2 separate regions of the Homo sapiens genome follow, and region 1 is linked to region 2. The links are chromatin contacts, found by Hi-C or POLR2A ChIA-PET in ENCODE. All regions are on one chromosome and are shown on one strand. Each heading gives the region's core, a stretch centred on a gene start or an enhancer-like site at or near the end of the contact. The rest is flanking DNA. Distances are from core to core; before and after follow the strand shown.

What was found. Hi-C counts contacts between places; a loop is a spot of excess contacts on that map. ChIA-PET counts read pairs that join two places held with the same protein, here RNA polymerase II (POLR2A). Pooled maps may share reads with other maps.
Region 1: a loop to region 2 is called in a pooled map, with 3 times the contacts of the local background. The contact joins the promoter of AGPAT1 here to the promoter of HSPA1L in region 2. A Hi-C loop is called at or near these places in 2 of 168 maps with a recorded cell type or tissue (K562 and sigmoid colon), 1 of 37 single-sample maps with no recorded cell type and 11 of 50 pooled maps. POLR2A ChIA-PET finds 5 or more read pairs at or near these places in 7 of 52 experiments (A673, HEK293, HEK293T and 4 more).

Annotation. Positions count from the first base shown.
Region 1 is chr6:32,171,130-32,178,424 of GRCh38, forward strand. It overlaps AGPAT1 (1-acylglycerol-3-phosphate O-acyltransferase 1), which reads right to left and starts at 4,955. Exons shown (of 7, transcript NM_006411.4): 1 at 4,685-4,955; 2 at 168-376. The coding sequence starts at 367. RNF5 (ring finger protein 5) reads left to right here and starts at 7,276. Exons shown (of 6, transcript NM_006913.4): 1 at 7,276-7,295. RefSeq lists an enhancer at 7,036-7,295.
Region 2 is chr6:31,812,428-31,818,838 of GRCh38, forward strand. It overlaps HSPA1L (heat shock protein family A (Hsp70) member 1 like), which reads right to left and starts at 2,856. Exons shown (of 2, transcript NM_005527.4): 1 at 2,462-2,856. It overlaps HSPA1A (heat shock protein family A (Hsp70) member 1A), which reads left to right and starts at 3,116. Exons shown (of 1, transcript NM_005345.6): 1 at 3,116-5,515. The coding sequence starts at 3,330. The coding sequence ends at 5,255. RefSeq lists enhancers at 2,219-3,048, 3,755-4,324, 4,325-4,894.

The DNA.
Region 1 (7,295 bases), core at 3,705-6,204, 360 kb after region 2:
GCTCCCCCCACCTTACTGTCTTTCTGACCACCTTTGCAGTCCTCTCCCCATTCCCTGTCTCTGGTCTCTCTCAGTCTTTTCTACACACACCATGCCCCCTTCCCCCAATCCACTACTCACTTTGTACCCTTAGGTTCCCTCATTGCCCAAGACCCCTTGCCCCTCACTTCATGTTCTCGACGTTGCGTCCTCGCACGGCACACACAGGGATGGCGAGCACAGCCAGGAAGAGGATCCAGCCATTGTAGAAGGCCATCTTGAAGAAGTACTTGGCACTGGGGCTGCAGAACCACAGGGTGGGCAGCAGGAAGAGCAGCAGCAGGAAGAGCAGCAGCAGCAGCATCCATGCCCCTGGCCACAAATCCATTCTGGCCACCTGCAGGGGATGGGGCAAGGGACAATCAGCCTGGTTTCTGGAGGAGAGTGGGGTAGGCAAGGCACAGAAGGCAGGGCTGGGGGCTGGTGCTATGAGGACAAGGGCCTGAGACACAAACTGGGGCAGGGGTCTCATTGAAACCTTCCCAGGAAGGCTCTCTAGGATGAGGGTGGTGGAGAAAGAGCTCAGGACTGCTCTCCCACCACTCTTCCCAAAGGCTCCGGATATATTCAGACAAGAGACACAAGACACAGACATCTACAATTCACAGATACCTGATAATAAATGACAACAAGAATAATAGCTAACACTTGTAGCTGGTAAGGGTCTTATAATGGTCTATACTTGTGCTGTCCGAGAAAGTAGCCACCACCTACATGTGGCTACTTGAAATGCAGCTAGTCTGAACTGAGATGTGCTGGAAATGTAAAATACACATCAGATTTCAAAGACTGAATAAAAAACAAAATGTGAGATATCCATTACTAATCTTTTATGCTGACTACATTTTGAAATTATAATCTTGGGCCGGGCGCAGTGGCTCACGCCTGTAATCCCAGCACTTTGGGAAGCCGAGGTGGGCAGATCACGAGGTCAGGAGTTCAGGACCAGCCTGACCAACATGGTGAAACCCCGTCTCTACTAAAAATACAAAAATTAGCCGGGCCTGTTGGCGCATGCCTTTAATCCCAGCTACTCGGGAGGCTGAGGCAGGAGAATCGCTTGAATCCGGGAGGCGGAGGTTGCAGTGAGCCAAGATCACGCCACTGCACTCTAGCCTGGGCAATGGAGTGAGACTCCATTTCCAAAAAAAAAAAAAGAAATTATAATCTTTTGGATGTTATCAGATTCAAGAAAATATATTACTAAAATTAATTTCACTCTTTTTGCCTTGTAAAAATGTGGCTACCATAAAAAAATTACATTGTGGCTTGCATTATATTTCTGTAGAACAGTACTGGTCTATACATTAAGTTAAACTCTTAAAATGATGCATATGATAGTCTAGAAAGTACTATTACTATTTACATTTTATAGGAAATAGGCCCAGGGAGGCTAAATAACTTACCTGAGGTCATACAGCTCCTAAACAGCAGTTTCTAGGTTAAATCTAAGCCGCCTGTGTTCCTAACCACTCCATTACGCTGACACTGGTATGTATTGCATATATATATACGAACACAGCACACAGCATATATGGTGATTGTGACAGAACACTCACAGCCATATACCCAAGGGCCAAATGGCAAGATTAAAAGTTCGTGTCACTAATGCCAACAGACACACAGTCATACAAAGACTAACATGTTCACACATAGACACAAATTTATAATTACACCCAGTGACAGATAAAAGAATGTAAATGCATAACTAGAAAAATCCCTCTCCACCCAGGCAGCTCCCCTATTCCTAGGTAAACTTATGGACATACCTGGAATAGCTACAAAGACCAATCCTACCTCCAGACAGGCAAACGAATCCTACTACCCTTTCCCTTCCTTCTAGTGACACTTTGCGTGGGCAGGTACAGTGTGTGAGGCCTCACCAAGTGAAAAAAGGAGGGAATGGAGTAAAGGTGACCTAACAGCACTTGCCCTGGGAGAGGAAAGGGCTCAAGAGGAAGAGAGGCAGGAACACAGAACCTGTGTTCTAGGTTCTTCCTCCTTCCTCCACTCTGCCCCAGTGTTGGGGGCAGGGTAACAATTCACAAAAAGGGTGTTCAGGCAAATACCTGTCATTCCTACTGAGGCCACAGGCACTGTCTTCCCATGATGGGAAGGGCTATGCTCAAAGGTAAGCCTATTGCCAAGCGAGAAGGTAACAGGCAATAGAGGAAACAGGAGACCCTGCCAGTTGGAATACCGTAGGCTTTCTGAGCTGCTCCATCCCACTGCCCCTACAAGTTCAGAACAGCATCATTTCTCCCCTGAACTATGTGGAGTAGGCTCCCAACTCCCTCCAATCCATCTTCCACGTAGCAACCACAGAGATTTTTCTGTTAGCACAGATTTTTCTGAAACACAGAGCATTTCCCTGTCTTGCCTAAAGGCTCTTCTTGATAAGTTGACTTCTGCTTACATCTTCGACCACATCCTCACAAAACTCTTTGTTCCAGTCAAACTGATTCACTTCAGTTCCTCAGACACCATGATCTTTCATGCTTCCCCACCTTGAACATGCTGTTCCCTTTGGCTGGAATGCCTGTCTCTTCTCCTGCCTCACACAGCTCAGTGTCACCTTTTGGAGGGCTGCCTGAACCCCTCCAGGCCTGTGCTTTCCTTACACTTTTATCTTGATCAGCGGGTCTCGAAGTATAGAAATGCAAATTATTAGACTTCACCCCAGATCTACTGAATCAGAAATTCTGGGCATTAGGTCCAGCAATCTGTTTTTCTTTTTCTCACTCTGTCACTCAGGCTGGTTTTGAACTCCTGGACTCACGCGATCCTCCTGCCTCAGCCTTCCAAACTGTTGGGATTACAGGTGTGAGCCATCGTGGCTGGCTAGCAATCTGTATTTCAACAAGCCCTCTGGTGAGTCTGATGTGCGCCTGAATTTAAGAACCACTGATCTTGACAACACACTATGTGTTGACTGGCGTTTTTGTTTCCCTCCTTAGGCTGTAAGCAGCTTAAGGACAGGGACTCTGTCTTATCTCCAGTGCCAGGACAATAGGAGATGGAGTAGGTGCTCAATAAACACTTGCTGAACAGATTCTAAGGCTGTATACCCACCCATAGAGCCACAGTTAATGACAGAGATGGCGGTTCTGATCACAAATTAGATAGTTATCCTCTTGAGTAGAAGTGACTACTAAAAGAAGTCACTGAGAAAGTAACGAACACACCAAGCCTAATGGTAACCGACTCTGAATAGATACATGCAATACATAGCCATAATGAAGGCAGAGTAACAATAATCAGGAAGAGGTCATCTCACAAGAGAAATGTACCGAATGGGATCAAGATGCCACAGGGAAAGATGCTGCTCTCATCAAATGTGTGCCAACAGTGCAAAGAATGGAGGATAATGTCCATAAATAAATACCAACAATGGGGTTCACAGCAGGATTGACCCTGTGACATGCATTGAGCTCATGGACACAGACTGTACACAGCCACTGGAAAGATAATGTTTGTGTAGAGAGGTATGGGCCAGGGAGGTCACCAAGGTAAGGCATGCAGGGATGGTTCTTTGCAGACCTGGAGACCCAGTTACCTTCTTCTCTTAACACTTGATATTAAGTGACCCTCTTTGGAGAACAAAAGTCCAAGGATTTAGAAATGCAATGGAGGGCCAAATTTAATGAGCATACGGCTCACAAAATATACTGATGACAAATTTATAACACACATTCTATGGTCCTGTTACATCAGTGTATCATGCAAAGGCGCATACACATGTGTTCTGTGAACTGTGACTGGGAAAACACAGCAAACAGGCCAATTCAGTCAGACATCAGAGTGTGGGGTATTCAGCCAAGCCATGGGATCCCACACATGAAGACTACTGCAAATGGTAGGACCATGGACATGTCAGCCAAAGCAAAATAAGGTATATAACCTTCACATGCTGAAATAAACATGCCAAAACATAAAATGTGCAAGTAACATGAAATTATAGAACAGGTGCAATATATGAAAACTCACACACATGCGGTACTTAAAACATGTCAAAACTGGATGTGAGACATGGACACAAGAATGAAGAATGGGCAATTCTGATAGAAAATAACACACCATTTCTACACAGCCTATGGATAGCATTGGGACAACCTAGTTGCACACAAGCCATTAAACATGTCAAAGGCACACAGACTCAATGTAGAAAACATGGCTCCCATAAGGCATTTGTGTGTCAGTAAGGGTCTAGCAGTGTGGAAGGCCACTGAGAAACAAGAGGTCCTGTGCCTAGATGGAAACAGAGGCACCTAAGGGTATTCCTAAGAGGCAAATTCTGCTGGCCTTCTCCCCTCATGACCCTTCAAGAGTCATGTGGGGTCAAAGGGCAAGAAAAGGAATTGGGGAAGGTGTAGGGAATTCCCTCTCCAGGATTCCCTGTGCACGCTCCCAGTCCCAAATTCACAAGGGTTTCCATTTCTCCTCCCTCCCAGGTCTCTTCCATCCTTCCTCCCTCTCAGGTCCCCTCTCCTATCCCCAGCAACCCTCTTCCCAGTCGGCCCCTCTCCTTTCCCCAGCAACCCTCTCCCCCAGTCGGCCCTCCCAGACCCAATCTCTCCCCTTCCCCTCATCCTAGTCGCTTTCAGCACCCTCTTCCCTCCTCCTCCCATCCCTTTCCCGCCCACACCTCAGAGGGGTAGGGGGCCTGGGGGGCTGGCCCCCTCCCCAGCCAGGCTGCGGCAGCGGTGGTGGCGGATGGCTGTGTCTCTGTCTCTGTCGGGGTGTCGGTGCCAAGGGGGCGACGGGATTTGGGGGTGTCCTAGCCCCGGCCGATGGAGGGGAGGTGGGAGTGGGAGGTTGGGCCCATAGCGGTAGGAATGGTGGGGGGCTGTCCCCCCAGCACCCTCCCTCCCTCCCTTTCTGCTGTCTCTCTGAGGGCTGGGGCTGCTGCCGCCGCTATTCCCCCGCCACCCCTCCCCAACGCCTGCTGGTTTCCGGGGCCGGCCAGGAAGTGGAGGGCGGTGATGGGCAGCCTGTTTTGCCAATCGTCTCCCAGAAACTCTGGCATCTCCTCCCCACATCTACCAGTGTCCTCTTGCGAGCCCCGCCCCAGGGCTCTCCCTCGGTCTTTGCCCCCATCTCTGGCTCCAGCTGCATCTTTTTTTTCTCTAACTCCCTTTCAGCTCTGGATCCCCTGGTGCTGTATTCCTCCTTCCGCACATTCCTTCCTTTATTCTCCATCAGCTCTCTTTTAACTGCCACTTTTACTTGGTCTCTTTTTTTCTCAACTCCGGTTATCTGCTGCTTATTCCCCCCAACTATTCTTAAGGACCCCTTTTCCCGTACCCATTCAATTCTAAACATTTATCAAGCATCTACCTACCATATGACAAGCATTAAGTTCACCTCTCTTCTTTTTCTCTCCAGGACTCCATCTCACTCCATCTCACTCTCCAGTCCTCTGGTCTGGTTTCCTTTGCCCTTTGTCCCTCACTATCTCCCAGCAGTCCAGCTCCCCCCTCCACCTGCCTTCTCTGGCCTTTAAAGAGAAGAGATCTCTTTGGCCTTATCCCTGACCCTTTCCTTTTCCATGCTCTTTTACCTCTGTACCTTTTCTTTCCTACTTCCTTCGTATCAGTCTCCTTACTTGCCCAAGCTGAGACAACCCCTTCTCACAACATACAATATGGGTACATCTTTTCTTCCAATGGAAATTTGGCTTCAGGGGTGCTTTCTAGAAAAATAAAAAGTGAGGAAGAATGCCGATTCCTCTGGAATGCGCGTGCCTCCTTAATTTGGTAGCCATGTATCTAGTTTTCCACCCCCTCTTCTCTTCCTCCACTCCCATTATCCCTTTACTAGGATCATTCCATCACTTCACTCTCCTTCATTTCCACCTTTCCCTCTCAATATCTTCCTTCCTAAACCTCAAGCTTCCTGAATCCTCATCTGCCCCAGTCCTTCTTTACGCAACTGCTAACTTCTCATCTTTCCTTACTCTTGAGTCACATGGGATCTTTTATCAAGGTCCCCCCTCTAGCCACACCTTTACCCTGCATTAGTTTACATGCCCTCGGGAAGAGGATTGGTAGTGGGAGGACTGTTACCTAATTCTGCTCCTTTAGTCACAGTGAGGGTCAGTGATTGTAGGAAAAGCCCAAACTCCCCGGGGTCCAACCTGGGAAGAAGACCCTATTTCTGATGGGCAAATTATAAAGAGGAAAGGGCGGGTCTAGCCTCCGCGGGTCTCCTTAAAAGGGGCGGGCTTTGTCCCTTTTGCACCACTCACAAAGGGGTTGAGCCCAGAGCTTTCCTGCTCTGAAGGTTTAAAACGGAGTTGAAGTCAATCCTGTTCTACTCTGTGTACAACATTAAGAAAGGGGTGGGCCTTTAGTTCAGTTTTGCTCTGTAAATCACCTAATATGGGGAGGGCTGAGTCGTCCAGCCGAATGAGTTGGGTTAACACCAGCGCCGCAGATCGATGTTCCCACTATCCAAACGTCGGGCTAATCCCAGTTCTGCTCCCTTAACTAAAAGGGAGGGGCAGACCCAAGTTCTGCTCTCTACGTCACCAAAGGAGGTTGGAGCCATTTTGAACCCTGCGACCCTAGTGTTTTCCCTCTTTTCCTAGCTCTTCGCCGTCTTTCCCGATGTCGGCCAATCAGGGGAAAAGGAAAAGGCCCAATCAGCAGAAAGTCCACAGCTGAAGGACCCGGATGAAGCGAGCCTAGGACTTTGAAGTGCAAGCCTCGCCAATTGTAGAGCAGTCACCATGGCGACAAGATAGGGGTGAAGAGGTGGAAAAAGAGAAGGTTAAACCCTCACAGGATTGGCCCACCCCCGTCCCGCCGCGTGCTGCGCAGGCGCGTTTTACCTAACCACCATTTTCCGTCAAGTTTTAGCCAATGAGTTGATTTGGAGCCATACGCTCCAAAGTCCAATAGCAATCCGGACATTCTCTAAAAGAGGAAGCGAAGGAAAGAAAGGGGCTTATAGTGGGCGAGGTCTATAGGTAGTCCCGAGCAAATTGCTTATGGCTTTGGTTATGACTGACAACTACTCAGACGAATAAAGCCCTCCTTGGCCAGGCGACAGCGTGTAGCGAGTTATTACCAATCCCTTGGCATTGCACATTGACTTAGACCGTATCAGCCAATAGCCATTGTGCGAAGGCAGGACTGCACTAACCTTTTCCCGCCCCTACCCTTTGGGCCAATCCTTTCTTTTGAATTCTTTGTGACTGGCAGGCATTCAGACCAATAGTGATTAGGAAACCTTGAAGCCTGCCCAACGATCGT
Region 2 (6,411 bases), core at 1,606-4,105:
CTCCCAAAGTGCTGGGATTACATACGTGAGCCACCGTGACCAGCTCTCTGCCTGGCTAATGTTTTAATTTTGTGTACAGATGGGGTCTCCTTATGTTGCTCAGGCTGGTCTCAAACTCCTTCAGGGCTCAAACGATCCTTCAGCCCCAGCCTCCCCAAGTACTGGGATTACAGGAGTGAACATCTCGCCCAGCCTATTTTTTATTTTTTATTGTGGTAAAATACATACAAATTGTACCATCTTAACCATTTTTAAGTGTAGAGTTTGGTAGTGAGTTCAATCACAGCGGTGTTCAACCAATTTCCAGAATTCTGTTCATCTCGCAAAACTGAAACTGTATACTCATTAAGTAACTCCCGTTTTCCCCTCCCTTTATCGCCTGGTAACAACCATTTTTTTTTCTCATTTTTTAGAGACAGGGTCTCGTTTTGTCACGCAGGCTGCACTGCAGTGGTGTAATCATGGCTCACTGCAGTCTTGACCTCCCAGGCTCATAGGATCCTTTTGTCTCAGCCTCCCAAGTAGCTTGGACCACAGGTGAATGCCACCACACCCAGCTAATTTTTTATTTTTTTGTAGAGACCAGGTCTCCCTGTTGCCCAAGCTAGTTTCTCACTCCTGAGCTCAAGGAAACCTCCTCCCACCTCCAAGTCACCAAGTGTTAGGATTATAGGCTTGAGCCAAGGCGCCCGACCTCTTTTTTCTATCTCTATGAATTTGACTACTCTTGTAACTTCATATAAGTGGAATTATACAGTATTTATCCTTTTGTGACTTTGCTTATGTCACTTAGCTTATGTGCACAGGTTTCATCCATGTTGTAACATGTCACAATTTCCTTCCTAAGGCTGAGTAATATTCATATTTATATACCACTGTTTTTGATTTTGTTTTGAGACAGAGTCTCACTCTGTTACCCAGGCTGGAGTGCAGTGGCATGATCTTGGCTCACTGCAACCTCCACCTCCTGGGTTCAAGCTAATTCTCCAGCCTCAGCCTCCCGAGGAGCTGGGACTACAGGCGTGCACTGCCACGCCCAGATAATTTTTGTATTTTTAGTAAAAACAGAGTTTCACCATGTTGACCAGGATGGTCTCAAACTCCTAACCTTAAGTGATCCGCCCGCCTCGGTCTCCCTAAGTTCTGGGATGGCAGGCATGAGCCACCACCGCACCCGGCCTATATACATTTTGCTTATCTATCTCTCGATGGATACAGATTACAGAATTTACAGAATAATGTTGCTATGAGCAAGCCTATACAAATACATGGAGACGCTACTGTCATGGCAGACTGCTTTTTGGACAGGGTAGACAAAAGTATTCTCAGCTACTCAAAGAAGTTGGGAAGCAAGTAGCTGTATATTGTTTTCAATTTCCCAAGTGACCTAATTCTACTGTCCTGTTCCTATATATTTTACTGTGGGATTCTGTCTCTTTATGACCCAAGAGTAGTGTACATTCTGGTCTCTTCAAGAGACATCAGCCTCCACACTTGAGTTCTGCTGCCTTCCTGGGATAATATTCTCTATTAGGGGTTCACCGGCAGTAAATTCCAGTCAGGCTGAAGATGACTGCTAGAAAACCACAAGCCTTCCAGTTTTCTCAAACGACATGGCACTCCAGACAGTATCTGTATCCTTCTCCTAAATAAAACTCCTGTTTTCTGGAGCCAATAACTGATCAATAAAGGGTTTAAGGGCGGGGGGCGGTGGCTCACGCCTGTAATCCCAGCACTTTGAGAGGCCGAGGCGGGCGGATCACGGGGTCAGGAGAACGAGACCATCCTGGCTACCATCCTGGCTAACACGGTGAAACCTCGTCTCTACTAAAAAATAGAAAAAATTAGCTGGGCGTGGTGGCGGGCGCCAGTAGTTCCAGCTACTCGGATGGCTGAGGCAGGAGAATAGCTTGAACCCGGGAGGTGGAGCAATTAGCCGGGCGCGGTGGCGGGCGCCTGCAGTCCCTGCTACTCGGAAGGCTGAGGCAGGAGAATGGCCTGAACTCGGGAGGCAGAGCTTGCAGTGAGCCAAGATCGTGCCACTGCACTCCACCCTGGGCGACAGAGCGAGACTCCGTCTCAAAAAAAAAAAAAAAATTAAAAATAAATAAATAAAAATAAAATAAAGGGTTTAGTGTCTATCCCTCTCCACACCGCAGATTCCTAGGCCGCACTCCCTTTCCCCCGCTTCCCAGTTACCCCGCCTCCCCCTTACCCCGCCTTCCCCGCCTCCCCATTTCCCCGACAGGCCGCACTCCCTTCCCCCGCCTCCCCCATTCTGGCTGCTCCGACCAATCAATCTGAAGCCATCTTAGCTTTCCCCAAGTGCTCCTCCTACCCGGATCAGCCAACGCCCACATACCTCAGGCTTAAACCAACTAGGGAACTTTCCAGTACTTTCCCAAACAAGGACCTACTGAGCCTTTCAGGTTCACAATCAATCAGATCCCTACTGGCTCACCTAGTCTCCCGACGCCTTCGCTTCAGTTTGGAAACGTCCAGATTACGCAGCCCCAGCGAGTAGGTGGGGGCTCCCTCAATATCAAACTGCACAACCGGGGTCCCCCCACCCCCCACCCCGTCCCTCCCTGCAAATTTGAGACGGCTCCAACTCAGTAATCTTTTTCCAAACTGGCCCATGAGGTCAGAGACAGTATCTCCATTGTAACGTGGCCGGGCGGTGTCAACACAAACGCCCCCACCCTCCCCTGGACGCGCGTAACCCGCTCCCCGCACCAGCCCCCTGCCCACAACTGCGCAGGCCCAGCAAGCCCCCACAATTAAAAGCCCAGCGCCGACCCTTCCTGTCAATTAGGCGCTGAAGCGCAGGCGGTCAGCATCGCCATGGAGACCAACACCCTTCCCACCGCCACTCCCCCTTCCTCTCAGGGTCCCTGTCCCCTCCAGTGAATCCCAGAAGACTCTGGAGAGTTCTGAGCAGGGGGCGGCACTCTGGCCTCTGATTGGTCCAAGGAAGGCTGGGGGGCAGGACGGGAGGCGAAAACCCTGGAATATTCCCGACCTGGCAGCCTCATCGAGCTCGGTGATTGGCTCAGAAGGGAAAAGGCGGGTCTCCGTGACGACTTATAAAAGCCCAGGGGCAAGCGGTCCGGATAACGGCTAGCCTGAGGAGCTGCTGCGACAGTCCACTACCTTTTTCGAGAGTGACTCCCGTTGTCCCAAGGCTTCCCAGAGCGAACCTGTGCGGCTGCAGGCACCGGCGCGTCGAGTTTCCGGCGTCCGGAAGGACCGAGCTCTTCTCGCGGATCCAGTGTTCCGTTTCCAGCCCCCAATCTCAGAGCGGAGCCGACAGAGAGCAGGGAACCGGCATGGCCAAAGCCGCGGCGATCGGCATCGACCTGGGCACCACCTACTCCTGCGTGGGGGTGTTCCAACACGGCAAGGTGGAGATCATCGCCAACGACCAGGGCAACCGCACCACCCCCAGCTACGTGGCCTTCACGGACACCGAGCGGCTCATCGGGGATGCGGCCAAGAACCAGGTGGCGCTGAACCCGCAGAACACCGTGTTTGACGCGAAGCGGCTGATTGGCCGCAAGTTCGGCGACCCGGTGGTGCAGTCGGACATGAAGCACTGGCCTTTCCAGGTGATCAACGACGGAGACAAGCCCAAGGTGCAGGTGAGCTACAAGGGGGAGACCAAGGCATTCTACCCCGAGGAGATCTCGTCCATGGTGCTGACCAAGATGAAGGAGATCGCCGAGGCGTACCTGGGCTACCCGGTGACCAACGCGGTGATCACCGTGCCGGCCTACTTCAACGACTCGCAGCGCCAGGCCACCAAGGATGCGGGTGTGATCGCGGGGCTCAACGTGCTGCGGATCATCAACGAGCCCACGGCCGCCGCCATCGCCTACGGCCTGGACAGAACGGGCAAGGGGGAGCGCAACGTGCTCATCTTTGACCTGGGCGGGGGCACCTTCGACGTGTCCATCCTGACGATCGACGACGGCATCTTCGAGGTGAAGGCCACGGCCGGGGACACCCACCTGGGTGGGGAGGACTTTGACAACAGGCTGGTGAACCACTTCGTGGAGGAGTTCAAGAGAAAACACAAGAAGGACATCAGCCAGAACAAGCGAGCCGTGAGGCGGCTGCGCACCGCCTGCGAGAGGGCCAAGAGGACCCTGTCGTCCAGCACCCAGGCCAGCCTGGAGATCGACTCCCTGTTTGAGGGCATCGACTTCTACACGTCCATCACCAGGGCGAGGTTCGAGGAGCTGTGCTCCGACCTGTTCCGAAGCACCCTGGAGCCCGTGGAGAAGGCTCTGCGCGACGCCAAGCTGGACAAGGCCCAGATTCACGACCTGGTCCTGGTCGGGGGCTCCACCCGCATCCCCAAGGTGCAGAAGCTGCTGCAGGACTTCTTCAACGGGCGCGACCTGAACAAGAGCATCAACCCCGACGAGGCTGTGGCCTACGGGGCGGCGGTGCAGGCGGCCATCCTGATGGGGGACAAGTCCGAGAACGTGCAGGACCTGCTGCTGCTGGACGTGGCTCCCCTGTCGCTGGGGCTGGAGACGGCCGGAGGCGTGATGACTGCCCTGATCAAGCGCAACTCCACCATCCCCACCAAGCAGACGCAGATCTTCACCACCTACTCCGACAACCAACCCGGGGTGCTGATCCAGGTGTACGAGGGCGAGAGGGCCATGACGAAAGACAACAATCTGTTGGGGCGCTTCGAGCTGAGCGGCATCCCTCCGGCCCCCAGGGGCGTGCCCCAGATCGAGGTGACCTTCGACATCGATGCCAACGGCATCCTGAACGTCACGGCCACGGACAAGAGCACCGGCAAGGCCAACAAGATCACCATCACCAACGACAAGGGCCGCCTGAGCAAGGAGGAGATCGAGCGCATGGTGCAGGAGGCGGAGAAGTACAAAGCGGAGGACGAGGTGCAGCGCGAGAGGGTGTCAGCCAAGAACGCCCTGGAGTCCTACGCCTTCAACATGAAGAGCGCCGTGGAGGATGAGGGGCTCAAGGGCAAGATCAGCGAGGCGGACAAGAAGAAGGTGCTGGACAAGTGTCAAGAGGTCATCTCGTGGCTGGACGCCAACACCTTGGCCGAGAAGGACGAGTTTGAGCACAAGAGGAAGGAGCTGGAGCAGGTGTGTAACCCCATCATCAGCGGACTGTACCAGGGTGCCGGTGGTCCCGGGCCTGGGGGCTTCGGGGCTCAGGGTCCCAAGGGAGGGTCTGGGTCAGGCCCCACCATTGAGGAGGTAGATTAGGGGCCTTTCCAAGATTGCTGTTTTTGTTTTGGAGCTTCAAGACTTTGCATTTCCTAGTATTTCTGTTTGTCAGTTCTCAATTTCCTGTGTTTGCAATGTTGAAATTTTTTGGTGAAGTACTGAACTTGCTTTTTTTCCGGTTTCTACATGCAGAGATGAATTTATACTGCCATCTTACGACTATTTCTTCTTTTTAATACACTTAACTCAGGCCATTTTTTAAGTTGGTTACTTCAAAGTAAATAAACTTTAAAATTCAAGTGATGCCTTTTATTCCTTTATTTGGGGGTCAGTAGGGTCTGCATAGGTTGTTTTTCCCATAGCGTCTAAAATGGAATGGCATTTTTGCTTCCAGTAAGGGCAGATTTTGCAGAGGTGTGACTATTGTAATGTGATCCATTTGTGTTAGACAAATGGTATCCTCCAGTAAAGCTTCTTGATTCTGGCCAGGAGTGGTGGCTCAAGCCTGTAATCCCAGCACTTTGGGAGGCTGAGGTGGGCGGATCACTTGAGGTCAGGAGTTCCAGACCAACCTGGCCAATGTGGTGAAACCCTGTCTCTACTAAAAACACAAAAATTAGCTGGGCGTGGTGGTGCGTGCCTGTAGTCCCAGGGAGGCTGAGGCAGGAGAATCGTGTGAACCCAGGAAGCAGTGGTAGCAGTGAGCCGAGATCACGCCATTGCACTCTAGCCTGGGCATCACAGCAAGACTCCGTCTCACACACACACACAAAAAAGTAAAGTTTGTTGATGCTGATTGGGTTTAGCCTGAGGGTACAGAAAAAGTTTAACACCTGGGAGGGTAGCCTTAAAGTGATGTTTGTGTAAGATTGGTCTCAAAAGAGGTGGGAGGGGGGCGGGGATGTTTCTGCAAAAGTGGTCAAAAAGAATGCAGTTAGATGGGAGGCCAGCGCTCCTACCTCCTGTAGGTACACCTGATATGCTCATGGACTTGATACTTAATCTAGATTCAACATGGAATGGAAGGAGTGTCCTAAATTTCAAAGTGAAAAAACGGGTACATTCACTGGCTTGCTGAGTTATACACATGTGCTTTAGTTGTCATCTTTTAAAATGGAAGGGTTTGGCTCGATGCCTCTCTCATGACTGAAAGCATACTGAAATAGAAATGTCACATTCTTAGCAGTTATCACCT